Linked DNA regions of Mus musculus: regions 1 and 2 are each linked to region 3. A link is a loop called in an ENCODE intact Hi-C map of the cell type or tissue named here. Cell type or tissue: gastrocnemius. All regions are shown on one strand. Links, peaks and the distances in the headings refer to the core of each region. The heading gives the core; the rest is flanking DNA.

The links. Peaks named below come from ENCODE experiments on the same cell type or tissue, not always from the same donor. Only the 100,000 strongest peaks of a DNase experiment are listed, where the experiment ranks them.
Region 1: it touches region 3 in a loop (5-fold over the local background); 11 of 42 quality-filtered maps call a loop at or near these places.
Region 2: it touches region 3 in a loop (2.3-fold over the local background); 11 of 42 quality-filtered maps call a loop at or near these places.

What each region holds. Positions count from the first base shown.
Region 1 is chr16:32,365,800-32,375,965 of GRCm38, forward strand. Ubxn7 (UBX domain protein 7) reads left to right here. Exons shown (of 11, transcript NM_177633.4): 4 at 1,545-1,610; 5 at 3,516-3,628; 6 at 6,595-6,741; 7 at 9,428-9,518; 8 at 10,098-10,166. Among named protein-coding and RNA genes, the nearest start is that of Tm4sf19, 30 kb to the right of the region's middle. In gastrocnemius, for the core only: a CTCF peak has its summit at 5,724 (motif pointing right); a DNase peak (open chromatin) is centred at 5,747.
Region 2 is chr16:32,380,780-32,390,945 of GRCm38, forward strand. Ubxn7 (UBX domain protein 7) reads left to right here. Exons shown (of 11, transcript NM_177633.4): 9 at 483-876; 10 at 987-1,066; 11 at 3,995-10,166. The coding sequence ends at 4,156. Among named protein-coding and RNA genes, the nearest start is that of Tm4sf19, 15 kb to the right of the region's middle. In gastrocnemius, for the core only: no CTCF peak of the experiment used is centred there; a DNase peak (open chromatin) is centred at 6,250; H3K27ac peaks cover 1,407 bases.
Region 3 is chr16:32,452,778-32,462,943 of GRCm38, forward strand. It overlaps Pcyt1a (phosphate cytidylyltransferase 1, choline, alpha isoform), which reads left to right. Exons shown (of 9, transcript NM_009981.4): 3 at 2,435-2,534; 4 at 9,224-9,340. Among named protein-coding and RNA genes, the nearest start is that of Pcyt1a, 27 kb to the left of the region's middle. In gastrocnemius, for the core only: CTCF peaks have their summits at 5,448 (motif pointing left), 7,162 (motif pointing left) and 7,949 (motif pointing left); a DNase peak (open chromatin) is centred at 5,421; H3K4me3 peaks cover 488 bases; H3K27ac peaks cover 2,146 bases.

The DNA of each region.
Region 1 (10,166 bases), core at 1,298-9,297, 87 kb before region 3:
ATAGTCATAGATGACTTTACATTTCTGTTGTGATTATAGGCATGTGCCACCACTACATGTCTATGAGGTGCTGGGGATCAAATTCAGGATTTCATGCTAGCCCTAAGTTTCTGATTTTTGGTTTTGCGTTTAAATTTTAATTTGTGTTTTTGTGTTGGATCTCCTATAGTTGTGAGCTGACCCCCTGTGGTGCTAGGACCTGAACAGGCAGCAACTGATTTGGACTGATGAGCTATCTGTCTCTCTCCCACCTGATTTTGTATTTTTAATTGTTTTGCTTTTAGGGCTAGAGAGATGGTTCAGTGGTTTGGAGCACTGACTGCTCTTCCAGAGGTCCTGAGTTCAGTTCCCATTAACCGTATGGTGGCTCACAACCATCTGTAATGGGGTCTGATGCCCTCTTCTAGTGTGTCTGAAGAGAGCAACAGTGTACTCATATATAAAATAAATCTTTTTAAAAAATTGTTTTGCTTTTAACTTAGTGAGTCTAAGAGAAAAGTAATTATCCTAAGTAATGAAATGCATACTTTGTAGAAAAAGATGCTTTGATATGGGGTAAGAGACTTTTGGACTCTTTGCCTTCTAATCATTATTAATGTGAGACATTGGTTTGGTTACATGCTGGCCAGACTTACCATATATAAGTCAGTTTAAACTGTTACAGTGAATTAGTTATTTAAAATCTCCATTTTCTGTTGGCCATAGTGGTGCCGGCTTTTATATCCCAACACTCAGATAGATTGATCTGGCGACCAGCCTAGTCTACATTGTGACTTACAGGGCAGCCAGAGCAATGTAGAGAGAAGGGTCCCTGTCTCAAAAAGCAAAACAGCAGCAGCAAAGTCTCCATTTTCTATGTTGTACATGAGTCATTTGTTACTTGTCTTTTAAAGTTTGAGAACATTTTTCTAATGGAAGATGACATTTTAATAAAGTCATTTTAAATCTTATGTTAAAAAGTATGATTAGCCCCTAGAACTAAACTGAATTAAAACAAAAAAACTTTTGGGGGGGTCCTGGTCTTTCTTAACCTAGTTCTAATTTTCTTATTAATATGATAAGATGATTGTTCATAACTTGACTTTTTGTTTATTTTGAAAACAGAACATGTGCTTTACCCACTGAGCTTTGCTTTTTGTTTTGTTTTGTTTTTTGAAACAGGTTTTCTCTGTGTAGTGCTGGCTGTCCTAGAAATTCATTTTTTGTTTTGTTTGTTTGTTTTGAGGGGCGGCACTATTAAGAATATAGAAGCTTTAAAATACACTGAGGACTGGAGATATGGCTCAGTAGCTAAGAGTACTGACTACTTTTTGAAAAGACACAGGTTCAATTCCCAGAACCCCTGTGGTAGCTCATAACCATCTGTAACTCCAGTTTTAGGACATCTGACATCCTCTTCTGGTCACATAGTTCACAGCTTACATGTAGGGAAATACTCAAACACATAAAACAGTACAGAATGAGAAATGCTTATAGAAGGGATATCTTTAGAATTTTCAAAATTAATGTTTTAATTTTTAATCAGTTCTGTTTTTTTCCTACAGCTCCTAAAAGGAGAAGGCCAGCACGTTCAATATTTGATGGTTTCCGAGATTTTCAAACTGAAACTAGTAGGTATTTGTGAGCCAGTCTCTCAGCTCTCTCTTCCCCTTCCTTTTTGTTAAAAAGAAAAAAAGATGATTAGTATTATTTCTAAATACTTTGTGGTTCACCATGTTTAAAAAGTGAAATTTGAGACATCTAGATTTTGGGTAAAGATTACTGGCTACCAAGCCTGAGTTTTGACCCCAGGACCCACATGGTGACAAGAGAGAACTGACTCCTGCCAATAGTACTTGACTCCACATAAATACCCTGACATCCATGTACTTACACACACTGCCCTAGTTATGAGTATTATCGCTAAAATGAAACATCATGACCAACAGCAAGTTGGGGAGGAAAGGGTTTATTTGTGTTATAGTTTCATAATCTATGATTGAAGGAAGTCAGTAAAGGAACTCAAATCAGGGAAGGAACCTGAGGCAGGAGTGGATGCAGAGACAGACTATAGTGGGATGGGAAGGATGCTGCTTAACTGCTTTCTTAATAGAACTCAGGACCATCAGCACAGGATGGCACCACCTACAATGGGCTGGACCCTCCCTCCCATCAACCACTAATTAAGAAAATACCCTACAGCTGTGGTTTAGCCTATGGGTTACAACCTCCTTTCAGGGAGTCTCAGATATCCAGCATATCAGATATTTGCATTATGATTCACAACAGTAGCAAAATTACATTTGTGAAATAGCCATGAAAACAGTTTATGGTTTGGGGTTACTGAAGTATGAGGATCTGTATTAAAGGGTTGCAGCATTAGGAAGGTTGAGAGTTACTGATGTACATTTTAGCAATTGAGGCTCCTCTCTGATGAGTAGTTTGTCAAATCGACATAAAACCAGTTAGCACAGCTCATACCTTTCTGTGGAATATGTAGAAGTATCTTGGCTCATACTTGTTAAAGAATTCTAAAGAAAGGTCAATGTATGTTTATTTGTTCAGGATGGTGTACAGGCCATGATGTGCATTTTGTCCTCTAACTGGAGGACAGCTTATTGGAGTTGGTCTTTCCTACCTGGGGATCAAATTGGCACCATCAATTTTGGTAGCAAGTGCCCAGACTTACTGAGCCATCATCTAGTGTCTAAGGACAGTTACTTTATATATGAGAAATGTGTGGACTGTGTTTGGCTTTGTAACTTAGAGTGAGCTGGTCAGGGCACAGATAGGTCCTGTAACTTTAGGAATGGTTGAAAGTGATTGCTTAAGTTGTCAAAGGAATCTATGCTCTTTCTTCTAGTACATGGTACCAGCAGTGTCCATAGCCTCTACTGAGAGTCTTTAAAACTAGGAGCTAGACACAGAGGATGAGTTAGGATAACTCTGAGAGTTAGAGCAATGGTTCTGAAATTTTTCTTCTTTTGCTTATGAATATGTGAAAAAATTTGAGTTGATGTGCTATTAGGGACCAAATCTAAGCAAACACTCTACCACTCCGGTGAATCCTCATCTCATAGTGAATTCGTATTTGTTTTTAATGATGCTGGGGACTAAACACAGGGAGGGTCTCATGTATACTAGATAGGTACTATTAGCTAGATCCCCAACTAGCTTTTCTTCTTATTGTGAGGTAGTCTCTCAGTAAGTTGGGTGGAGGTTGGTCTTGAACCTTTGATTTTTCTTGTGTTAGCCTCCCAGGTAGCTTTGATTGTAAGCCTGGCCCAATATGACTATTTGTAACTAATTTAATTTTCTCTTTTTATCCTTTGGCCTAGAGAACAACCTTTAAATCCTGATTTTATTTTTTTTAACTCCTCTTTGCATTTTTTTTCCAGTCATCGTTAGCTTTTTGTATTTGAGGCCACGCATGCTGTTCAGTATTCTTCAGTCAATAGAAGATCTTTGGTTTATTATGTAACTTAGCACTTACATTTTATGGTTAATTAAAACTTCTCCATCTTTCTGTGTTGCAGTTAGGCAGGAACAGGAATTAAGAAATGGAGGAGCAATAGATAAGAAACTAACCACCCTTGCAGATCTATTTCGGCCCCCAATCGACTTGATGCACAAGGGCAGCTTTGAAACAGTAAGTTGTTAAGAGATTCTGTGTTATAACTATGAATCGTTTTTACCATTTCAGTGTCTTATTTGTTTTATTTTTGAGACAGTGTCTTATCATGGGGCCTGGACATATTGTATAGATTAGGCTGGTCAAAAAATCAGAGATTGGCCTGTCTCTGTGTCCTCTATTTAACTTGTGTCTTTGTTTGTTTTGGTTTTGGTTTTTCGAGACAGGGTTTCTCTATGTATTCCTGACTGTCTTGGAACTCACTCTGTAGACCAGGCTGGCCTTGGACTCAGAAATCTACCTGCCTCTGCCTCCCAAGTGCTGGGATTAAAGGCATGCGCCACCACTGCCCGGCACCTTGTGTCTTATTTTCTAGGAGAAAAAAAAATCATTTATATAAAAAATTGGTATCTTAACTATTTCTGCATAATATACTTAAGGGTTACACTGACTTCTATTTCAACTGGCAATAAATGAAGAATGGATTATGTATGAAATTATGAAGAAGGAAAAAGAATTTGTACTAGTTTTGCTGTCATGCCTGACATTATAAAAGTTTGGTCTCAGTGTGGCAGTGCATTAAATTTGTGCATATTTGCTATTTGTTGTTTCAGACCTGTAATGGGAATGTTGGAAGTACATGTATGTGTATCTAATTGCAGAATACATTCTCCCCTGGTCTTCCTGGCTTTAGCTTTCCTAAAGGCAGAGGAAAACTTCCTGGGACTTGTAACTGTTAGGGGTTTTCTGTGTCCTCCACCTCTGAATAAAGACAGGAAGACTTATATTTATTAATTATTAATGCTTAAGGTTTTTGTGTAGGCCTCTTTCCAACTAGCTGTTATAACTTAAATTAACCCATATATGTTAATCTGTGTTCTGCCACATGGCTCATTAGTTACCTGTCTTTTAGTCCCTGTGTGCTTCTTCCTCTGTGTCTGACTCCCATAGTTCCTGTCTGCTGGAAGTCCCACCTATTCTCTCCTTCTTTGCTATAGGCTATCAGCATTTTATTAAACCAATCAGAGGATGATATAGGGGGTATTTATAAAATATGATGTAGCCAGAAATTAGCATTTGTATAATAAAAAACAGTCTTTATACAGTACACAAAAAGATAACCCCAAAAAGGGCAGGTGTAGTTGATTGTATCACCATAGTGAGAATATCTGTCATCAAGAAAACAACAAGGGCTAGAGATATGGCTTAGCAATTAAGATTATTTGTTGCTCTTGCAGAAGACCCAGGTTCAGTTCCCAGCACCCACATGGTGGCTTTTAACTGCAGTCCCAAGGGATATGATGCTTCCTTCTGGTCCCCAAAGCCAGGAGGCACGTACATATATACACTCAAACATATAAATCTTTAAAAACAAACAAACTTGATAAAAATTAAAACTATTATACCTTCAATATATTTGACATTTCTAGGGAAGGTTTGTTGAGGGGGAAGACTATTGCAGAAAATGGGCAGCACAGTTTCATAGGTGGGGCACAAGCAGCTAGCTAGAAGCCAAGATTCTTAGATTCTCTTCTCTGCTTTATGTACTAACTGAAGTTTCTAAAGGGGCAGAGTCATTAGACTATCGTGCATGTTATTGGCTGGGAGGGGGTGTGTGACGACTTCTTAGGTTAGCTTAATGGTAAAAGTTGGTGGTTCAACAATAGCTATCTGTATACTAGAGAAACAGAACACAGCAGCTGCTCAATCCAAGAAGCTATGTCTCAGCTATTCCACTCTGGTGCTGAAGGCTTACTAGGGAGCTGGAGTCTAATGATCCAATGACCACATGTGTACATGGAGAAAGAAATGGGCTTATGGACATATATACACTTCTTCCTCCAATTCCCATCCATCTAGTGGCTGGTGCTGGCTAACTTCAGAGTGGGCCTTTTTTTCCTACTCATGTGCCACAGATCTGTGCTTTCTGAAGTACAGCAAAGAGACAGGAACGTTTCACCAGTCCTGTATTTCTCCTAAACCAGTCAAGTTGACAGCCACCACAAGAATTAAACGTGTAAAATCGTACTGTATAATACCAAAAATTCTAGATATCATTTTAAAAGTTGTATTATTTACTTGCATATGTGTGTATAAATAAACATGCAATAGAAGTTGCCCCGGGGGCCAGCAGAGGGCATCAGATTTCCTTGAGCTGTGAGCTATTGGACATAGGTTGTAGGAACCAAATTCCATTTCTCCATGAGAGCATCAACTACTTTTTAACTTCTAGACTGCAGCCCAGCCTCTAGATATTTTTAAAACTATCCTTACTAATCATTGATAATTTCTTTTGGGGGAGACAGCAGGATGTGAGACAAGGTTTCTCTTTGTAGCCCTGGAACTCAGTATGTATTACATGTCTCTGCCTACACAGTGCGTTTAAGGTGTGTACCCTCTTAGAATTTGTTACAATATATTTTTATCATATTTATCCCCTATTTCTCTAACACACAGATTCACACTCAACCTGGGCATTCCTCTTAACTTTTGTAGCCCCTGTCTCTGCCTTGTCAACAACCATCAAGTCCAGTATGTGCTATTCTTACCCTGATGGTCCAGAGGACATCCACTGGAGCATGGTCACTCTACCAGGGATGATAGAATTGGTTCTCCCTGCCCCAGCAGCCATCATCTGTCAGTAGCTCCTCAGTTGGGGACTCATATCTTTTCCTTCATACCCCAGGCTAGAATGTTGTCCTGTCATGGTCCGGAAGATAAATGTTGTAGTCTGGTCCTCTCCAATGTCTGGCTCTTAAAACTTTAACTCTCTCTTTCATGATGGTCCCTAAGCCTAGCGCTAGGAGGGACAGTACTCTAGATGTCCCATGTGTGCCTGAGCACGCCACTGATGCTTGTCTCCTCACTTTGGCCAATTGTGAATTTATGTATTAACCACTGTGCTCTGCACAGAGAACTGATGAGTCCTCAGTGTCATTTTTAAAAGTGTGCTAAGTGTCTATATGGAAATTTTACTCTTACAGGCCAAAGAGTGTGGCCAGATGCAGAATAAGTGGCTGATGATAAACATTCAAAATGTACAAGACTTTGCATGCCAGTGCCTCAACCGTGATGTATGGAGCAATGAAGCTGTGAAGAATATTATCCGGGAACATTTCATTTTCTGGCAGGTGAGAACAACAGTTAATTAAAGCTTTCTTAGTATTTGTTTTTATAGTATAGGATGTTGTAGAGGCAGAATGGGGCTATAAACTGGAAAAAGTGAGTTCAATCATACTTCAGGAGCACCTTGACAAGACTATCTACAGCTCCACAGCTCAGTAGAAACATAGTTTAAGCCACACAGTTGACATTTCTCTAGAAGTACCATCTGAAAAAAATTCAAGGGAAAAGGGAAATTAACTTTAATCATATGTTTTAAGTCAATGTATGATAGAACATTAACATTTTAGTGGCATTATGTTTCTGTTTAACTGTGTGTGTTAAATTCTCAAAGTAAGGTATGTATTTCATGCTTATAGCACATGCCACCTTAAATTAGACTATTTTATCTATTTAATAGCTATATAAGGCCACTGGCTGTGTGTAAAAGATCTTAGGGCGCTCGGGAAATATTAAGATATGTTTTCTAGCCTGTGTTTTTTACTCTTTTACTGTTTGTTCTTAACATAGTATTCCTAAGTATTCCAGCTATAATAGCTTTTTGTATAAATTATCTAGTTAAAACAGGTAGCCTACCTGTCATAGTTTGGGTTTTATTCTATGATGAGACACCATAACCAAGGCCACTCTTATAAAGGCAAACTTTTTTTTTGTTTTTGTTTTGTTTTGGAGACAGGGTTTCTCTGTGTAGCCCTGGCTGTCCTGGAACTCACTCTGTAGACCAGGCTGACCTTGAACTCAGAAATCTGCCTGCCTCTGCCTCCCAAGTGCTGGGATTAAAGGTGGGTACCACCACTGCCCCAAAGGCAAACATTTAATTGGGACTGGCTTACAGTTTCAAAGGTTCAGTCTATTATCATCATGGCGGGAAGCATGGCAGTGTGCAGGCAGACGTGGTGCTGCAGAGGAGCTGAGAGTTCTATATCCTGATCTTCAGCCAGAAGACGCCCCTCCACCCCCTACCCCCCACCCCTGTACTGTGTGGAGCCTGAGCACTAGGAGACCTCAAAACCTGCCTACACAATGAACACCTAACAGTGCCACTTCCCATGGGCCCAGCATATTCAAACCACCACTCTACCACTAATTTCCCTTTTGTTTCATTCTGTTTAGTTGGTTGGTTTTTGGAGAGGCTCGCTACTTTGGATTCAGCCTGGGGCCACCTACAAGCAAATCTTCATCCTCCTTAGTTTATTTATCATTTATTTATTTTTAGGTTTTTGGGACAGTGTTTCTTTGTATCCCTGGCTGTCCTGTCCACTTGTCCCAGCTCCTTTTTTAGTGTTTGAAACCACCACAAATAAGGACTACATAATCTTCTGATGTCAGCCATCTGAGTAGTTGGGGGTTATACCCTAGGCAGATCCAGTTTCAATTTCCTTTTCTTTTCTTTTCTTTTTTTTTTTTAAATAATTTATTTATTATATGTAAGTACACTGTAGCTATCTTCTGACACACACACCAGAAGGGGGCATCAGATCTCATTACAGATGGTTGTGCTCTTAACCACTGAGCCATCTCTCCAGCCCCAGTTTCAATATCTAGGTTTTGGTTTTTTTTTTTTTTTTTTTGGGTTTTGGAGACAGGGTTTCTCTGTATAGCCCTGGCTGTCCTGGAACTCACTTAGTAGACCAGGCTGGCCTCGAACTCAGAAATCTGCCTGCCTCTGCCTTCCAAGTGCTGGGATTAAAGGCGTGTGCCACCATGCCCGGCAATATCTAGTTTTTAAAAAGTTACTGGCCGACAGTGATCTGATCTACAGAGTGAGTTCCAGGACAGCCAGGGCTACACAGAGAAACCCTGTCTCGAAAAAACAAACAAACAAAAAAGTTACTGAAGGGGGGGAGGGTATGGGGGAGTTTTGGAATAGCACTGGAAATGTAAATAAAATATCAAATAAAAAATGAAAAAAAAAGTTACTGAAAACAACTAAGTAAACTTATCTAAGATGTACTACTAGTGCCATTCATTTACCCGCTTGTGTTTTACATCTGGTAAATTCAGTGGGATTTTGTTTTTATTATAAATTTGTGTATGTATTATATGTCTCAATGTGTGGTGTGGTGGTTTGAGGACAACTTTTGGAAATTAGTTTTCTCCTTCCACTGTAGGTTGTCAGGCTTGTGCTGCAAGCACTTGTATCTGATGAGTCAGGCCTTTGCTAGCTTCCAGGATTGTTTCTAATGTCAGAGTTCCTTTTATTTTAGTCGAATAGTGACTGAACATCTCTGCCTAATAAAATGTTGGGTTCTCAAGCTTATAATCTTAATATATATGACTTACTAGAATACAAATACAGTGCTAGACATTGTGGCACACTTGGGAGGCAGAGACAGGGATCTCTGTGAGTTCAAGGACAGCCTGGTTACATAGTGAGCTCCAGGACAGCTAGAGCTGTATAGGGAGACTCTGTCTCAGAAAAAACAAAAAATTCACAGATGGACTAACACATGAAAAGGAAGTTACTACTAGTACCTCTTCTGAGCTGAGAAAGGAGGCATGGGTTGGTGTTTATGATGTTCTCAAAAGGGGGCAAGAGTAAGGTGTGAAATCTGAACCTCATTACTTCTGCTTAAGGGGGTAAGAACTTAACATGTTTGTCAAGGCTTGTTTGAAGAATCCATTGCTCTTAATAGATAACAAGATTGTGGTCTTTTTTTAAGACGCTTTTTAAAAATGTTATTGGCTTAACAGGTTTATCACGACAGTGAGGAAGGTCAGAGATACATACAGTTTTATAAGCTAGGGGATTTCCCCTATGTTTCCATCTTAGATCCACGGACAGGTAAGTTACAGCAAATTATAGCCTTTATTTTTCACAACTGATTAATTTTTGACTGGATCTGGTTTCAGCAATGTGATAGTTAAGAGAAGTCTTGTTGTGTAAACAACTTTGGATGTGTTTATTTAGGGAATCTGGTTCTGGAAACTTGGGGGTAACAACATTTTGTATTTGTACATTTTATTCTTTCAAAGAAAAACTGATATAATCAATCACCTTTATTGGGTCTCCTTAGGTTTTCTATTATTAAATTGATGAGATTGTTTTAGGTACTTGTCGTATTCCTCTAGAGAACTAGAGGGTGAGCTGTTTTAAATTATTGATTATATTTTATTTAGATTCTGCTATTTAGATTTTTGCTTTGTTTGAAATTCTTCCTAAATGACTACAATGCAAACAGATAGTTTATCTGAGTTTTAATTAATGTTGTCAGTAGGTTATAAAGATACTTTGTGACTTTAGTAAGAAATGGGGATATGAATTTGTAGCAGACTTTATGTATATGTCAATTATTTAATGACTGTGATTAGACAAGTTATTTTATGTTTATATATCTTGATTTTTTAATTTATTTATCTCTAGGTCAGAAGCTAGTAGAGTGGCACCAGTTGGATGTGTCTTCTTTCTTGGACCAAGTGACAGGGTTTCTGG
Region 2 (10,166 bases), core at 1,499-9,498, 71 kb before region 3:
CACCACGCCCGGCAGGCTTTAAACTTTTTTTAAAGCAAAAAATAATAAGCTATTTTCTTGGCTTTGTTCATTTTGATGCCAAAAATGCCTGAACTTAAAATGCCAGTGTACTAGTTTATATGAGAGCTTTGTGTTGTTTATTTTTGATTTAGACAGGGTCTCACTGTGTAGTACAGGCTAGCCTAAAACTTCAAGCAATTTCACACCTCTGCTTCATAAATGCTGGCATTATGTGCCACCGTATCTAGCTTAATGATAGTCCTTTATTTTTGCTTTTGAAATACTCATTGCAGTTTGTCATTCTGGTACTAAGTTCTTGCCCTCACATGGTATAAGAGACAGATTCCACTTTGGCAGAAAATCATAATGGCAAGTTGGCTAGTTTGTTTTTTTATGCACTGTTTGAGTGGTTTTTTGTTTATTTGTTTGTTTTGTTTTTGTTTAACTATTCTTTCAACTTTTGTTTTGGCTGCACCTTACAGGAGAGCCTCATAGATGCTAGTGAAGACAGCCAACTGGAAGCTGCCATCAGAGCCTCCTTGCAAGAGACACATTTCGACTCGGCCCAGGCAAAACAGGATAGCCGCTCAGATGAAGAATCTGAATCGGAACTTTTTTCTGGCAGTGAGGAATTCATATCGGTTTGTGGCTCTGATGAAGAAGAGGAGGTAGAGAATCTTGCTAAGTCCAGAAAGTCTCCTCATAAAGATTTGGGGCATAGAAAAGAGGAGAACAGAAGGCCACTGACAGAGCCCCCAGCCAGAACTGAGCCTGGCACAGCCACAAACCATCAAGGATTGCCATCCATGGATTCTGAGGTCTTGGAGATGTCACCTGAAAAGTCAGATGGAATAGTGGAGGGGATAGATGTAAATGGTGGGTTATGGTATAGACCTGCTTTACCTACTAAACTCGAACGTACTGAATGACTTGCTTAATTAATCTCCCGTATTAAACACCTGTGTATGTGTATAACTCTTCTTTAGGACCAAAAGCACAGCTGATGCTGCGGTACCCAGATGGAAAAAGGGAACAGATCACTCTTCCAGAGCAAGCCAAATTACTGGTGAGTTTATCCCATTGAAACATTTGCTTAAAGCAAAGAATCTAATTGTTTGTGCTGCTAGGGGTCAAACCCATAAGCTATGCATGTTAGGCAACCCCCTGCTATACTGTATCCTTACTCCAGAAAACAGAGCCTTGACTCCTGACACAGAGAGTTTATCTGATACCTAACTGCAGACTCATCTGACAAGAGTCCTAATTTTTTTGGGTTTTGTTGTGGTCTGTTACTTGTTTTTTTTGTTTAGGTTTTGAAGCAGGGCCTTACTATGTAAGCTGGCTAACCTGTAATTCATAGCAATTTGCCTGCCTCAGCTTGATTAAGGGTGTGGAGATTTTGAGGTGAGATCTCACTTCATAGCCCATGTAGCCTGAAACTAAAGCAGTCTTTCTGCTTAGCCTCCCAAGTGCTGAAATTAAAATCATGAGCTACCATGCCCTGTCTCATTTTTAATTATTTCCTTCTAATTATTTTAGGCAAGTCACAGGCCAGCCAAAGCTTTTCAGTTTTCAGTTTTTGTTTGTGTGGAATATACTTACTTCTGGTGGTCTGGGGGTTGTTTTCAAACTTTTTCCTTGTGTGTGCGCGCGCACGTGTGTTTTGTTTTTGAGGCAGGGTTTCCTTTTGTACCCTTGGCTGCCCTGGAACTCAGTTTGTAGAAACTCAGAGATTCTCCTGCTTCTGTCTCCTGTGTGCTGGAACTAAAGCTGTGTGCCATCACACCTGGTGGATCTAGGATTTCTTAGTTGCTGTTACTAAAACATAGTTAAGAGCCAAGGTCGTTGTTCTGTGTCTCTTCTGTAATCTGTTAGGATTTTTTTCTTGTGCTTTTGACTTTATTCCATTCCTCTCATTGTTTGCCTATGAGTTTTATTTATTTCTTGATTTGTACATGACATCACCTATCATGGTGGTTTTAAGGGCCTATTTATTTAAAAATTGTTGAGCAATGATTCTTTTTAACTGCTAGAAAAGAGGAGAATTGGTCTGACTAGCATAGCTTAACCTATGGATGGTCCTCACTCGTAGCCCACTTTGGTCAGTACCTATACCTGGCTTGGTACCATGCCTGGGATTAGTCAGTCACTCTTTTCATTTCTATAACAAAATACCTGATATAAACAACTTAAGGGTTTCTTTTTGGCTCTTGGTTTCAAAGAGATTCCATTTCAGCCCTCCAGAGCAGGATAGGCATGGCAGTGTGAGAGCATGGCAGAGGCTCCTTGTCTTGTCATAGGAACTAGAGACTTGTTTGTGTGGCTGTGAGCCAGGAACAGAGAACTAGACCAGAGCTAGAGGGTTGGATAGGAACTTCAGAGGCCTGCCTTTGGTGACCTACTTCTGTCAGCCTGGCCCTACACCCTAAAAGCTCAGACCTTAGGGGAAAGGCCATTTAAATAGAACCATACAGAAGATACTTAGGCTGATTGTTGAAGACTGACAAGTAATAGTTTCTGGCTAGTGCCAGACACTAAACTACCATTGTTTGAAATGGGACAAAGGACAAATATGATATATAACTATCTTAGTTAGGGCTTTACTGCTGTGAACAGACACCATGACCAAGGAAACTCTTTTAAGGACAACATTTAATTGTGGCTGGCTTACAGGTTCATAGGTTCAGTCCATTATCAAGGCAGGAGCATGGCAGTATCCAGGCAGGTACAGGAGGAGCTGAGAGTTCTACATCTTCATTTGAAGACTGGCTTCCAAGCAGCTAAGGACAAGGGGCTTAAAGCCCATGTCCACAGTAGCATACTTCCTCCAACAAGGCCATACCTCCAAATAGTGCTATTCCCCTGGGCCAAGCATATTCAAACCTCCACAGTGCCTTTCTCCATCTTCTAGTTCTGCTAGCAAACTTTGGTATAGAAGTGTTAAATGGAATATTCCAGAACAATTCGTAACTTTTAAATTACATACTATTCTAAATAGTACAATGAAACCTCCTACCGTTACATTCCAACACCTAGGATGTGAACCATTCCTTTTATCCAGGATAACCAGACGGTATACCCGAGAGACAATAGCCATCTTAGTTTATCTAATGAAGGTTATAGTTACTGCCAGGTTTTCTGGTCAAAGTAACTTCAAGAAACTTTTAAAACTTATATATTTAAGTTAGCTCAGTGGTTAAGAGCACTGGCTCTTACAGGTCCTGAGTTCAAATCCCAGTAACCACATGGTGGCTCACAACCATCTGTAATGAGATCCGACGTCCTCGTCTGGTCTGTCTGAAGAGAACAACAGTGTAATTACATACATAAATAAGTCAATGTGAGTGTATGTTCTTGCAAGCTGTTCAGTAACTTTTAGTGATGGCCCCGAAGCTTAAGAGGATTAATGCTGACATTTTATTACAATATATTGTATGGCATTTTATTATTAGTTGTTGTCAATATATAGAGGTCTATACTATTATTAGATATCTACCAGTGATCATGGTGCATATTTTCTAGGGACAAGGGTCACTCCTAAGTAGACCATTCTTTTGAGAAGTTTAGTTGGAAAACTAGAAGACAGTAGGTAGAGGAAAGATGACTGATTGCTTATCTGACGAGAAAGCATTTATAGAGAAGGAAGTGCTGAAGAAATTGTAATAGACAGTTATGAGATCATAGTTGATTGTAGACAGAATGTAAGGACATAACTCTTCTGATGAAGGAAAAAACTGGGTGCTATATTTTATAAATGTTGCCTGGGTTTATTTATTAGGAAGACAGTAATGACTTTTTCAGTATCAATCACATTGTAATCCTAAGTTATTGGATATAGATTTGTCTTACTATCCAAAGGGTTATGTTGGCTTTCTGTAAGCTTTGATTATTTGAATTAAGTTACTTTAATATGATAAAAATAGAATACTCATAAACTAGTCGTCATGGAGTTTATTTCCAGCTAACAGTTTTGTCTTCCTCTTGTTTTTTGTAGGCGTTGGTGAAGCATGTCCAGTCTAAAGGATATCCAAATGAACGTTTTGAACTTCTCACCAACTTCCCTCGGAGGAAGCTCTCTCATCTGGACTATGACATTACCTTACAAGAGGCTGGCCTCTGTCCTCAAGAGACTGTCTTTGTACAGGAAAGAAATTAACACCATGGCCTGACCTCTCTCAGCTTACCCCTTTTTCTCTTTTCCTGTGAGATACCATGTCACTAAGTATGCATTTTGGCTCATAGGACTAACTGTAGAGCCAAAGCTGGGCAAGCAAGTCACCTGCCTTTTCTTTATCTCTTTCTGTCACGTGTAAATCAGTCTCCTTCCCCCTTATCTCTGTTTTCTTTCTTCCTCCTTTTTCTCAGTTTGTTCTTTCTTACCAGATGTGGTGACCAAATGGAAGTGTATGAATAAGAATAACATCTCTCCTAGTACTGGTAGCACGAAATGTGTGTTCTAACAAGTGCTCTTTTGCATGACACCTTTTGGGGACCTAGTGATGTTACTACTTCTAGACTCTGTTGACAAAGAATGGCTAGAATCAGAATTAAAAACAGCCCCCATTTTTGGTAGGAAAAAGAAATTCTTTTAACATGCATTTTGTTCATCATGTAGGAAGATGTCATAATAAAATGTCCAGGCTTTTGTTTATGTGGGAAAAGCATACTTTAATACTGTTGGTCATCGTACTTAAAATTTCCCTCAAGGATTCCCATCTTCTAGTTACAGGCTATTTCCATGATGTGTGTTATTGGCAGAATCAGTGCTCAGTGTATTGTGTGTAGCACAGGGTGGCTTTCAATGTCCTAGCCTGAGACAGTTTCCTTTATTATTACTCTATCAATTATATTCCTCTTTCCAGTCCTAGGATGAAACTTTAGTAAGAATATTGTGTCTGGGCTAGGAAGGTGCTTGCTGTTTTTGCCTGCACAGCAAATTAGTTCCTTTGGCTCCATTGTCTGAGTCTAATGTATTCTGTAGGAAGGCAGGTGTTCAATAATCATGTAGTGCAATGGCTTTGTAATTGTAACTGCAATTACATTAACAATTACACAGTAACACTGGTTATTGATTGTCCTATGTGCTTAAGGCATACTTAAGTATGTCCCAGCGTTGAGTGGGGTGGGGGGTGGGGACAAAAGCCTGCAGATGAGAGTTGCTAACAATGTTCTTTTGGTTAGAAATATTGATCGTTTTTTACCCCAATTGGAATAATATCTAAAATGCTTTGGGAACTAATTGACTTTAATTCCTCATGCTGTTTTATTTTTAGAAAAGATCAAAACTGAAAGTCTCTAAGAGGAAGACCTTCAAATTTGGTTCATACGACAACAGTTATTAAGAGAGATTTCTAGTAATCTTCAGATGTGAGGTTTTTTTTCTGCCAACAAAAGTCACATTCAAATTGTATTTGGTGAAAGCTTTTTTCAGTATTACTTAGAAGAGGCCACCTGAATCTGTATAGTCCTATTCATCAGCTTCACTGTATGCTCAGTTCTTTCCTTGAGCTTTAAGTAGAGTTCTCTAGCAGGGCAGGTAGTGATTTGGTGGGAAAACCAAAACTTGATAAACTGCTTATAAAACCATTTCTACAGAATGACCTATCTTGTCAGTTGGAGATTTTTCAGTGATCCTTGAACCTGTACACAATCTAAATTGTGATGACTCAGAAACCTTTGGATGCCTGTGTACGTGCAGATCTCTCTCGGCAACTAGGGGGTTAAAAAGATAAGCTTAAGAGACGTGCTAGTATGCAATTATAGAATGTGGTTGTTAATGGCTGGATTTTGAGGGACCTCCCTAAAGAATGAGTTATGTATCTCCACAAGGAAATCATGGAAAATTTTGTTATTTTTCAGTGAGTCCTTTTGAATTAATGTTTTTACATTTTTTTCTAAGTCTGTGTAAGTGCTTATGTATAAGTATATAATTGTATAAATATTTATAAATATATTTATATAATTACAATTTCATTTATACCTTGAGTCAAAGTTCTCTCTTTTGATTGGTGACTGAACAATACCACTTTGGTGTTTTTCATAGTGCTTGAGACTTAACCAACAGTTTGGATTTATTTAGCAAGCATGTTAATTCCTCAGTTGTATCTCTGAACTTGAGTAAAATCTGGCTGTCTGAGGAATAGAGTCTTACAGGCTTAAAAAACCAGTAGTCAAGGTCAGCAGTCTTATGCTTCAGGAGCCACAGGGTAAAACGTGAGAGAGTACCCAGCTTCGCCACTTGGGCACCATCTCCTCTGCTGGCACAGGTCCAGCTAAAGCCCAAGTCCATCAGAAATATGAAGTCAAGAATTTTCCCTTAGAGGACTCTGCTGCACCCTCTTATCCTGTTAAATTAGGTTCTCTATATACAGTAAAACCTATCTTGAGAACCTGAGGCAGGATGTTCAGAAGTGAGAGGGTGTATAGTTCTTTACGTGCTTAGCACTGGCAAATCCATTTATGAGAAACCAAAGTAAGATAAGCAAGTATATATGTGAGTTAAGAGAAGAACATGGTGTTATGCACCTATAGAGCTTAGTCAGGATGCTCAGCTGTAGGGGACTTTATTTAATTTTGACAAGGCGTATGATTATCAAGGCTGGCCCATGGGAGGAAGGGTTATGGATTATACATGAGAGAAGTAAGTGGGGATATTTCCTTGCTTGAGAATTTAATCTGCATAAGGAGTTTGCCTTAGTTCCTCTGCAAGTTATTTTGCTTTCAAGGGAGAGCTTTCACTGGACAGTCAGGTGAGGTCTGTGAGGTTAGTTAAATGTAGTGACTCCCTATATGTAGTAGAAACAGCTCAAAAGTTGTTTTTAAGTAAGGAAGAAAGGGACAAGATAGACTTGAGTGACATATAGAAGGTATGGAAACTTGTAGGGAAAGTGAAAGGAGAGCTTTGTGTACTGGGGGGAGAACAGTGCCAGGGGAAGGGAGCAGCTAGCATGTGTGGTGTGTACTCTGTGTGTGTTTCCTCCTTCAGTCTTCATACCGTCCCTACACAGTATATATGCCTTCTACTCATTTATAAATGTGGAAGAAAACTAGAATTTATACAGCGTGTTCAGTACGTCGTGCTAGTAAGGGCCAAATTAAAATTAGAGCCCAGAGTCTGTCCTTGCCTTGTGTGCTGTGTTGTTCCTTGTCAGTTGGAGTCCATGTACTCTAAGGTCACCTTATTATTATTACTCTAAGGTCATCTTACTATTATTTAGATTTATAAATTAAGGGTCTTTGTTTATTTAAAGATGGAAGTAGTATTTGGGGCCAAGATTATGGATTTGCACTACCCTATAAAAATCTTAATTATGCCATTTTAAAGAGAAGATACAATTATTTTTTCTGGTAGATTATCCACAATAGATTATTAAACAACTCTTTGCTTTTATACCAGGTTTTATCTTGTATCCAAATGTACTGTATTAGTGCACTATTGAGTAATCAAAAGTTGGAAATATTTTGAAAGCTAAGATCTTGTTTGACTATTTTTATTTAGTTAGGGAGTCATCTATATACATGAATAACAACTAGAAGGTGAATTTATCTCTTTGAGGATTAAACTGTTACTACAGTAAGAACTTAGGAGAAAGGGGTAGTGTAAGTTTAGTTAGGGGTGTCTTCATAGAAAAGAAAGACAGATGTGGCAAGCACTGTAGCTCATTCTTTGACTCCACCTCCTGTAAATACTAGATTTGAAGCATGAAGTGTATCAGTAAGGCAAGACCTTTGCCCAGGTACTAAAGGATGTTGAGCTCCAGTACTAAAAATCCCTTTAATTAGCAAGGATCTCACTTGAACACTTAAGAAAAATATCAAAGTGCTTTTGAAAATTCAGGCAAGATTTCTCTGCCTGGGTACACTGCATGGTGTTTGATACTAAGAAGAGCCTGCCTGGTGGGTCAGTGCCCCCACTGTCGGAAACAGCTTTTCTTCCTCTGAGTCTTGGTTTTTTTGTTTTTTTTGTTTTTGTTTTTGTTTTTTTTGTTTTTTTTTTTTTGAAAACTGGAATTGAACTAGATTATTAGTTCTTTGTCTTTTCAAGTCATAGGACTTTGGATGTTTGAAGTTTTGACCTGAATAGGGAGTGCTAGGGCCAACTACTAACAGAGTCAATTTCATGGAGGAAGTGTAAATGTGCACCTGGAGTCACAGCCCTACAAAGAACTATGTCCACCCCAAAGTTTTAAGCATCTAGTTATTTAATGACATCCTCAGACTAATTAAAAGTATACAAACTATACTTGCTAAGTTTTTCCCTGGATTCAAGGATCTTTTGTCCAATCTTTTACAGACCTCATTGTAATGACTGAAATCCCTCAGTACAGTAGTTACAGAACTAGTGATCTTTAAACAGCCAGTTATCTATTTTTTAAAACTTAATACTGTAAGCTTAATGAATTTTAAAAATGTCTTAAATGTAATGAATGCAGAACAGATAATGTCTCCAATACTGGAGCTGTATTTGTGTGCTTTAAGATAAGGACTGGCAGTTACAAAGCTGAATTGTGTGAGTTGTGAAGTTCAGAATTGGTTTGGGCAGATGTGACCTTTTCAAGATTTTCATCAAGTTGATATTTAAAAATAGTTCTTGTCCCATGGAATGGATCTTCATCTCACCTTTTAGAGCTCCTTCATTTATGTACTTGATAGTAAGTTTCAGAGTACAAAATTATGAGTAATGCCTTGTGTAAAACTAAAACTTGAAAAGTAATGAGGGTAGGAAGAGCCAGCCCTGTGAGGGCTCACACTTCCCCGGCAGCTTAAACCGTCAGGAGTAGGCTGCTTCTAGGCAATCACTCTGCCTCCCGAGTTACTCCCAGCCCCTGAACAGACACCTAAAGGCCCTGTGAGCAGGGAGCCAATTCCAGCGCCACTGGTTTGCCTTACAGAACATTTCGGTTCTTTACTGTGAAACTTAAGAGTCCCTAGTCCACATTAGAGTGGGGCAAAAATGTTCTTCAGAGCTCAGAATAACCAAAGAGTACCATTCTAATATATTGATTTCTTGTATAACACAGAGATTTAAATGCTTCAGTGGTGATCATTTGGATTTTAAACTCACCTTTGCGTCAGTTCTCATAATGAGACAGCTTAGAATTAAAGGTATTTGGCTTATTTAAGAACAGAGGTTATCATAGCTTTGGTCAAGTTTTGTTTGTTTTGTTTTTAGAGACAGGGTTTCTCTATGTAATAACCCTGGCTGTCCTGGGCTCGCTTTGTGGACCAGGCAGGCTGACCTCAAACTCATAGAGATCTGCCTGCCAAGTGCTGTGACTAGAGGTCTGTGCCACCACACCTGGCTGGTTAGTTTCTTTATTAAGGAACTCAGGTGGCTAGATTATTGGATATGATGAAACCTGAAGTAGAACATCAGTTTAATCCTTTATCCATTTGGGGGTGGGAGTGTCTTTTATTTTGTTTTCAAACGTTCTTACATAGTTCAGGCTAACCTCTCCTCTCTTTTTTTTTTTTTTTTCTTTGAGATAAGTTTTCTTTATCTAGTCCTGGTTGTCCTGGATCAGGCTGACCTCTTCAGTGACTGTGTAGTTAGTTGAACATAACCTTGAACCTCTGGGTCCTCCTTGGGTTAAAGTGAGCCACATGCCTGTCTCTTCTTCATTCTTTACTTAATTCCTCTAAAATTGGTCATGAAATTTAAGACACTTAGCTATGCTTTTAAAATTATATTTCTAAGCCTTAATGTATATTTCTCATTTTTATAAATTAATATAGAAGAGAATATTTTGAGGCAAACACCGTTTTTACAACTCATTTCTTCCTAAGGAGAATTCTTGTTCCAAGTAAGAGAATGGCTGGCTCTGTGATAAACCTCTAAGGTAGTTGGTTTGGTTGGTTGGTTACAGGTTGCCCTAACTAAATCTCACCATTTTCATAAACATTTTGTTTTTTAAAAACACAACTCCTGAACCAGTACTTAGTTTCAAGCACATTCATTAGCCCAGACTGGCCTGGAGCTCACTAGCCCTAGGTTGGCCTTGAGCTCTTCTGGGATTAAGCCACTACACCTGGTTTAACCTGATTAATTTTGACCATGTTTTTAATATGGCCTGTATGCCATATAATTCCAAAATAAACTTGGGTGATCCATATAAATTACTTTATTAAGCATAATGAAGAAGTTATTAAAATTTGCTTGTGGGATT
Region 3 (10,166 bases), core at 979-8,978:
AAAGAAGACTCGGAAGATGGCTTAGTAGCCACCAAAGCTGTGTTCAGTCCCACCACACCAGTACTTCTGTACTGGGCAGGCAGGCATCTCTGAGTTCAAGGCCAGCCTGGTTTACATCAGAGTGGAGGCCAGCAAACACTACAAGTAGGACACTGTATCCAAAAAGCAACCCAAAAAGTAGTGCATTGTTAATTTCTGAAAGTTTCTCAGTGAATTCAGACTAAAGAGACTGTGGCTGAAGCTCAGCTGTCCGTCTGGAGTAAGGACAACTAATAACCCCAACGCTGTAGTCGCTGTGCTGGGGAGCAGAGCCGAGGCTTTCAGTCTGTTCGGAGAAAAGAGCTTTGAGAAGATTGAAATTCCTTGGTCCTTAGAACTGGAGAATTTCATGACTTTAAATTACTTTGCTTCATAGATTTCTGTAAAATGTTTACATGGGTTCACTGACCTGCTATGCCATCTCCTGGGTATACGCCAGCTGATTAGCCTTGGCCAATGCAATGGCCCTGACCCCTCACCCAGCACGCTGACTGACCCTAGAGGGAAGAGCATCTGCCTGTTTGCTATCGCCACTGTACACCTGTACTTTCAACTCCTTTTGAGCTCTGTAGCAAAAGCAAACCAAACTGTTCTTCTCTTGGAACAGCTACATTGAACTGTAACTGATATATCACGTAACTGTCTCACAGCCCCGCAAGTTAGTCGTTTTCCGTATAATCATAGATTGTTTTTTTAGTCACCATCCCATAACCAACTTTAGAGTATATTTACCACCACAGAAGCCTTGTATTTACTAGCAAATCAATCATTTCTGCTCAGCTTTTGGAAACCACTAATGTTTCTGTCTCTTTGGTGTTGCTTTGTGCAGACATTATATAAAAATGGAAACATACATTATGTGGCTGGCCTTTTTCACTGAATATGTTTTCAGGATTAACTCATGTTGTGGTATATGGCACTGCTTAATTTCTCATTGCTAAATAACACTTGTATCTTGTACAAGTGGAATGCCACATTTATTTCTGCACTTACATGTTGATGTTTGAGTTGAGCAAACAGTATTATATTGCATAGTTATAATATGCTATCATGGCAGTAGACACTAGAACAGTGGTTTTCAATCTTCAAACTGAGCAGAAATGCTGCAACTCTTTAATACAGTTCCTCATGTTGTGGTGACCCTCAACCATACAATTTTCATTGCTACTTCATATATGTAATTTTGCTATTGATGTGAGTTATAATGTAAATATCTGACATGTAGGATGTCTGGTATACATTCCCCAAAGGTGTCAAGACCCATGGGTTGAAAACCACTGCCTCAGCCTTGTTTAAAAAAAATTAGGCAAAAAACCTACAACTCACATCAAATGTAATGTGAAGATTCACGACTCCCCTGCTACAAGACTAGGAATGAGGCTAGGATATTTATCTTCTCCCTTCTGCTCAGTGTTGTACTAGACATTCTAATGGCAATATGGTGTGCTAAAAAGAAACAAACCATCCAGATTGAAGAGAGCTGGATTAAATTGTACTTGTTCACAGATGACAGTATTTCATGTACAGAGAATCCTAAGGCATCAACAAAACATGACAACCACTAACACTAATAGGTGAAGCCAAGCATGGTGGCACACACCTGTAATCCCAGCTCTTAGGAGGTAGAGACAAAGGATCAGGAGTCCAGAGACCCTTTCTCAAACAAAACAAACCTAGAGGTTGAGTTATGCAGTTACAGGACCAAGGAAATATACAGAAGTCCATTGTAGTCATCAGTTACATCTCTGTATACTAAGAACAAACAACCGAAGTGCTTTTTTAAAAAGTTCCATTCATTATAGTATCCAATAGAAATAAAAATTTAGGAATAAATTAAACAAAACCTCCCAAGTGAAGCCATGTACAGAGAGGCAAGCTCGCCCACATTCTGGTTTCAGCTTTGCTTCTTAGCACATATGGTTCTCATAACTTCCCTGCCCCTTGCTTCCTCTGTAAATGGATGCACACTGTGGTAGTCCTTGCTTCCTAGGGAGCACTGGAACATAATCACAGCAGACATTAAGCAGCCAGGGTTCCACTGAGGAGCTGCTCGCCTTCCCGCTCTCTAGTTGAGGAGTGCAGAGGTTTTGTCACAGGGTCCAAGGTTTGCTGTTCCACCATGCTGTGGGGAGCCATCTTTCCAGAGCACTGCTTGCTTCCCAGTCAGACTGCTCGGTTTAACCCTGAAATGGCCAGAAAGGTGTTCCTTCTTCACCGCACAGTTAACTCAGTCTGAAGAAGGCTGCAACGTTCACTCTTCACTTTAGAATACTTTCCTTTCCTTCTCAGTGTTATGAAGTTTTAGTCACACGATTGAATAACTGACTGTCCTTTAAAGGTATATCGAGTACTTCAGTGAACACCATTGAATTTAACTTAATTTTTTCTTGTTCAGGGTTTACGGCAGCCAGCTCCTTTTTCTGATGAAATTGAAGTTGACTTTAGTAAGCCCTATGTCAGGGTGACTATGGAAGAAGCCTGCAGGGGAACTCCGTGTAAGTAACTGCTTAACTGTTTTATTTGCTGTAGTGTTCAGCATGCTAGTCTGCCTCAGTGCTCTGCTGGAGGGGTGACTTCTTCACTCTATAAAACTCTACATTGTTTTCCTTGTTATGCATTTGTTTCGTGGGTTGTTGGCTTAGTGGTCATGAAACAGAAAAACAAATAAAAAATATCACAACTATTAGCCTGATGGCTGAGAATGTCGCTCATTGGTAGGTTGCCTGCCTAGTGTGTTCAAGGACCTGGGTTTGATCCCCGGGGTGGCAGAAAAGACAAGACAAGAATCTTGCTAGCTCTAGCTGAATTATGACTTGTTTGCTTATTTGGTTTTTTGTGAGGCAGAGAAATCAAACCTAGAGCCTGTATTTCTTGCCCTGTGATTATGTCTGTTTTTACAAATATCCAAATAATTAATATACTGTCATATACTTTTCCTAGCCTCAGCATTTTTTCCACAATTCTTTCTCATGGTGTCAGTCAACTACAATTACACCTGTAATCTCAGCTTGGAAGTAGAGGCAGGAGGATCATTTCAAATCATCTTTGGCTATCACAAAGCAAATTTGAGGCCAGACTGAAGTTGAGACACTGTCTCAAAAAGCCACCCAACCTCACAGAAAAAAATAACTTATCCATTGTCTTAATTAGGGTTTTACTGCTGTGAACAGACACCATGACCAAGACAAGTCTTATAAAGGACAACATTTAAGTGGGGCTGGCTTACAGGTTCAGAGGTTCAGTCTATCATCAAGGTAGGAGCAGGGCAGCATCTAGGCAGGCATGGTGCAGGCAGAGCTGAGAGTTCTACATCTTCATCTGAAGGCTGGCTTCCAGGCAGCCTAGGACAAAGGGTATTAAAGCCCACACCCACAGTGACACACCTACTCCAAAATGCCACACCTCCTAATAGTGCTACTCCCTGGCCCAAGCATATACAAACATCACACCCATTGACTCCAGTTTCAGGGACTTGACACCCTTTTTGGCCTCTGTGGGCAGTGCATGCACAAGATATACAGACACAGCTGGGTGTGGTGGTGCACATTTTAAATTCCAGCACTCAGGAGGTAGAGGCAAACATATCTCTAAAATCAAGTACAGCCTGGTCTACAAGAGTGAGTTCCAGGAAAGCCAGGGCTAAATAGTGAGACCCTGTCTTGAAAAAAAACTAAAACCAACCAATCAACCAACCAACCAACCAAACAAACAAACAAAAAACCGGAAAGACATATATGCAGGTAAAACACAAAAAACAAACAAATAAAAGGAACAAAATAGACTACCTACCCACACAAATGAAACATCTCATAAGCATTTGTGGTAAATGCTAAGTCATATAAGCAGTCAGGCAGCTATTCCTTCTTTTTTATAAATCTCCCATTCTTTCTTTACTTTTTTCTAATCTTTTTCCTGTTCTGATTACCATGATAAGTATGCTATCTATTCTACCAATATAGGGCTGAACTTAACTCCAGGCAAGCACAAAGAGTAAGAGGTCATTACAACCACAATACAGTCTCGCACATATGCAATGAGTTTATGAATTTTACCTCTCATCCTTGTTCCTGGTTGGCCTGGAACTCTGTAGACCTGACCAGGCTGACCTGGAACTCAAAGAGCCACCTGCCTCTGTTCCTTGACCCCTGTGCCAGCCTTGGGATTAAAGGTGATTGTAGTTTGGTTTGGTTTGTTTTTGACAGTGTCTCTCTGTGTTGCCTTGTAACCCACAGAGATCTGCCTCCCAAGTACTGGGATTAAAAGTTGTGCACTGTGATTACTTCTTAATTGTGTTTATGGTTTTTTTTCTAAGTAATGAATAGTAAAGTGTGACTGGAAATGGTGCTAGACAATGTCATTCTGGCTAGGGGATCCCAGGACCCATTGGCTGTATTTATTATTATAATACCTAGAGTCCTAAAACAACAACAAATACTAGCCCCTGAGATTATTCTTTTTATGCAAAAAGTATTTAGCCGGGCGTGGTGGCTCACGCCTTTAATCCCAGCACTCGGGAGGCGGAGGCAGGCGGATTTCTGAGTTCGAGGCCAGCCTGGTCTAAAAAGTGAGTTCCAGGACAGCCAGGACTGTACAGAGAAACCCTGTCTCGAAAACCCAAAAAAAAAAAAAAAAAAAAAAAAAGTATCTAGATATGACTCATCTTATACTACCTTTCTAATTCATGAAGCGAATTTAATTAATTTGTTATTTAATGGGACAGGTTTTCACTATGTAGCCTCTTAAATTTTTAAAAAATTACATTTCTCTACTTATTTTGTGTGTATGTCTATGTGTGCATGTTGAGATGAGGGACAACTTTCAGAAGTTGGTTCTCTCCTTCTACCGTATGTCTTGGGAACTGAACTCAAGTTGGTAGGCTTGGTGGCAAGTACCTTTATCCACCGAGTCATTTCACTGGCCTGGAGGTCAAATTTCAAAATGCCAACGGACAGTTCATGTTTCACATTCAACCATGGGATAAAATCTGATGAGTCAGGAACTTTTTATGTATAGCATAACGACACACGTTCAGAATACCTTACTCAGATCTCTGCACAGTTACCCAGAGTGTTGTTAGATTATCCACATATCATCTTGGTAATTTCAAAAACTGAAAATATGTGTGGTGGTAGGCTGAGGGTGTGACGCTGAGGAAGAGCACAGGCTTAGCTCTCCTCAGACTGTGGGTTCAGTGTGTAGTGACTGATTGACAGAATATCTCAGTAGACAGTGAATTGAAACTGGGTTTTGCCTGGCTGGGGAAGGCATCTGCTTGCTTAGCAAGAGTAATGCAGCCACCTTATTTATAACCAGAGAGTGACTGGCAGTTGCTCTCAACAAGATGAGACAGTTGCCAATCAGGGTGTGGCTTATTGGTGCTTGCTTCTCCGGAGACTTTTGCAACAGTGACCCCTTCTGACCATTTGGCTAAAATGGTCATGCGTATTGCTCCCCTCAGAGCCTGGAGGTGAGGCCTTCCTCAGGATACTGCTGCGGTGGAGCACTTGGAAGGGGCACTGCAGAAGTGTAGGTGCGTGTTGCTTGGGAAAGGTCAGCTGTGTTTTATTGTGCTGGCAAATAGTCTTCCTGAGTAACATTCCGCTTTTCCCTCCCTAGACAGTGATTACTCGGCCAGACCACCCCTTGCTTTGCTGTGGCTATTCTACAATATGTTCGTAGCTTTTACCGTCTAGTCTGCCTTTTAGGATCAAGTAAAAGGGTGTCATAGCCCCTCAAGCCTTGCTTCAGAAAACCCAGTGTTAGTTTCTTCATGAATTCTTGGATTAAAAGTAGATAAAAAAAACAACTCATGGTTTTTGTTGTTGTTGTTTTGTTTTCGAGACACGGTTTCCTCTGTGTAACCTGGGCTGTCCTGGAACTTACTCTATAAACCCAGGCTAACCTTAAACTCAAGAGATCCTCCTGCCTTTGCAGGAGTACTGGGATTAAAGCCATGAGCTACCACTGCTCAGCTGATTCTCAACTCACGTTTTATTTTATTTTGTCCTGTAGGTAAATAAACCAAGTTTAAAAAGGAAGGAAGCTGGTTGACAACTTGAGCTAACCTTTACGTTATAGGACAATAGTAAATAAACATCAATAGGACAATGCCATAGCTCCATGGTAAAGCAGGTGCAGGGATCCCTGGGTTTTTAATTCTTAGTATCAAAAGAAAACCACAGCAGGTGGCAGCAGCACAAACCTTTAATCTCAGCACTCCGGAGGCAGAGGCTTGGAGGATCTCGCTGAGTTCGAGGCCAGCCTGATCTACAGAGTAAGTTCCAGGCCAGCCTGATCTACAGAGTAAGTTCCAGGACAGCCAGAGCTACACAGAGAAACCCTATCTCAAAGGAAGGAAGAAACACACTTATTATTTTCTATTATATTGTCCTGTTTTACTTAATTCTAATGTTTGGGCCAGCAAGATTGATTCATAGGTAAAGGAGCTTGCCGCCAAGCCCATCAGCCTGAGTTCAGTCCCCAGACCCCACACAGTGGCTCCCACAAGTGTCCTCTGTTCTCTATGTGTCTCCATGGTGTGCTTGCATATGCTTGCTCTCTGTCTCTTTCTTTTATACCCATACACACATACTAGATAAAAGCAAAAATTTCAGTAAGAATGTATTTCCTGTATTATAACCTGATGTGGCACCCACAGCACTGAAAGAACGCAGATTGAGAAGTCTTCCTCTCAGCCTGTCTCCCCGCCATCACGTCTCTCTTAACAGCAACCAGGACGATCAGCTTCTTGTGTCTGTCCAAGTACCTAGCTTATGGCTCCTGCACCATGTCATGGGCTCAGTTTTCCAGTAAAGTGTTGTCTCCACACCTTTGCTATTGCAAACAACGCCACAGTGAGAGTATGTCTGAAAGACCGTGTCCTGGAGTGACAGTGGCTGGCTCGAAGGAGCCAAGCATTTGCCATTTGTCTTTGATAAAGGTTGCTGAATTATGTTCCTATCAGCAATGTATGATTTCTCAGTTTAAATATTACATGTTTATGGATAGAGCTATTTTAAAAATCTAAACCTCTGGGCTGGCGAGATGGCTCAGCAGGTAAGAGCACTGACTGCTCTTCAATAATGAGATCTGATGCCCTCTTCTGGTGTATTTCAAGCCAGCTACAGTGTACCTGTACTATACATAGTATAATAATAAATAAATCTTTGGGCCTGAGCGAGCGGGCCGACTGGAGTGAGCAGGGTTGACTGGAGCAAGCAGAGGTCCTAAAAATTCAATTCCCAAGAACCACATGAAGGCTGACAACCATCTGTACAGCTACAGTGTACTCGCATACATTAAATAAATAAATCTTTAAAAAATTCCAAACCTCTTTTTAAAAAAAAGATTTATTTATTTTTATTTATTTGAGTACACTATAGCTGTCTTCAGACACACACCAGAAGAATGTATCAGATCCCATTACAGAGGGTTGTGAGCCACCATGTGGTTGTTGGGAATTGAACACAGGACCTCTGGAAGAGAAGTCAGTGCTCTTAACCACTGAGCCATCTCTCCAGCCCAAATCCAAACCTCTTGACAACCATTTTCCTTTTCCCTGATCCACAGCCCTTAAGAGGCTTTTTTGATTTGTTTTGTTTTAGTGCTGTGTTTTTGAGACAGATTTTCTCTTTGTAGCCTTTGCTGTCTTCAAACTCAAAGAAATCTGCCTGCCTCTGCCTTCTTAGTGTAGGATTAAAGGCATGCGCAACCACCACCAGGCAAGAGGTTTTATTTGGCAGTAATCATGCCCTGGATAAACCTCACTGGCTGAGATACTGCTGTGCAAAGCTTACAGCCCCCGGGACAAGGGGAGAAGTATGTCTCCAGGCTTCAGTTCTGTCAATCAGACGGGACTCTGGTCCTTCTTTCCTTAAGAGGTGGCCATGTTCCTACTGCTGCCCTCTGCTGCCACCGTGAAATAAGTTCCTCTTTTAGTGTCCTTAGGCTCCTGGACTTGCTCATTTGAAACACAATGAGCAATATGTTTATTTGACCCTGGAATTGGTCTCATGCACTTGCAGATGATTTCCTGGCTTTTCTTTTCATAGGCCACTACAGTTATTACAAATAACTCAACAGACAGTTCTTTTTTATCCTAATTAATGGGAAAAGGAAAAGATCTGCTTGTCTCGGCCTTCCAAGCACTGGTATTAAATACATGCTTTACCATGCCTAGCTAGGATTTATTTTCAAAGCAAAGTGTTACTTATTAGTAATCAAGGCAAACTGAAAATGAGAATGTTAGCAGTCAGAGCGGAGTTTTACATTCTGTTTAAACAAACCTGAAATGTCGTAAATTACAGGGAGAGGGTTAGGGAGCTGAAGAGATGGTGTAGTGGTTAAAAGACCCCAGTTCAGGTCCCAGCACCTATGGTGGGCAGTTCCCAGTCGCCTAGGAGTCTGGCTCCAGGCAGTTGGATGCCTCTGGGATAGGTACTTGCATTTACATGCACACACCTCCTCCATACATATATTAAAAGTTCATCTTTTCTTAAGGCAAGGATTTTGAAGTTCAGGATATGTATTCATTGACTAAATATTTAATATATCTTAGGTGGCATTAAAGAAAAACTACTCAGTCCATATAAAAACATGGACCGCAATCTAAATTCTAGATATCAGAGATAGAAGTCGCCACCTTTACTAAGGGAATAATACCTTAGTCTTTGGGCCTTCTTGTGTTTGGTTCAGGCAATCCTCTGTACAGTTGGACTATAAAACAATTAGTAAAATGGCTCATGTTTATGTTTTATATTTAATAGAAGTAGGCACTGAACTTAGGGCCTTATTCAAAGCCTCTACACTATATATACATATGAGATGTATATTGAAATATATATATGTATATATACACATGTACATATGCATATGTGTATTTATATCTCAGTAGGGTTATATACCAGACTCTTTTTACTTTTATTTTGAGACAGGCTCTTATTACGTTGTCCAGACTGGCTTTGACTTGATCTGTAGTTCAAGCTGGCCTTGAATTTGGTAATCTTACTGCCTCTGCTTCCAAACTGGCTGAGGTTACATGGCTGTGTCACCATGCCTGGTCCTAGAGAACATCTAACAAGAGAGGCTCTGTTAGAATGAAAGTCACACAGTGCTATTTGAGTTTGTCAGGTGTGAGGCACTGAGTAAATATGTTTTTGTAATGAGTTTTTTTGTTTGGATTTAGGTGAGCGGCCTGTGAGAGTTTATGCGGATGGAATATTTGACTTGTTTCACTCTGGTCATGCCCGGGCTCTGATGCAAGCAAAGAACCTTTTCCCTAATACGTATCTAATTGTGGGAGGTAAGAAACCTAATACGTATCTAATTGTGGGAGGTAAGAAACCATCCATCGGCTTTAAGGGTCGTCCAGAAAAAGAGTAATTTCCCTCCTGTTTGTGTGTTTGGCCCGGGTCTCCTTTACTAAAGGAATGAAGTTTCTGTCTTAGATTCAGTCTGTGTAGGACAGGCTCACTGAAGTCCTAGATGATCTCGCTGTTCGCAGCTGAGGGTCTACAGTTGTATACCGTAGCTGCATTCATCCAGTTGTCTACTTAAAAACACTGCGTCTGGACTTTGCTGCATCAATTTTGAATCAACAAAAGAAAATTCTGTCAAGCAAATGCTATATGGTCAATTCCAATCTTATAAAATGAAAATAGGAAAGAAAACATTAAAATTTTTATTTTATGTATATGGGTGGGTTTTTGTTTGTTGGTTGGTCTTCATGTGTGTTTCTGTACCACATGTGCCTGGTGCCCAAGGAAACTAGAGAAGGTATCAGATCCCATGGGACTGGAGTTACAGACAGTCGGGAGCCACCATGTCGGTGCTGGGAATCAAGCTCAGGTAGTTTATAAGAGCAGCCAGCTCTTAGCTGCGGAGAGATCTCTCCAGCTCCAATACAGTTTTAAAACCCTCACTGGTGTAGAAATACAGAGCGGGCTCATTTCAAAGTCAAGATCTGAGTTCCATATTTTACCCTTTTCAAAAGTGTGAGCCTTACTATAGCAAGTGTTAATCCTGAAGGTTAGTCTTAGATTAGGAAGGACATTGTCACCCAGGCTGAGGTACATACAGAAGATCCTTCTCCATATTGGTTGAAGATGGGGTAGGCATTGTCACAGACC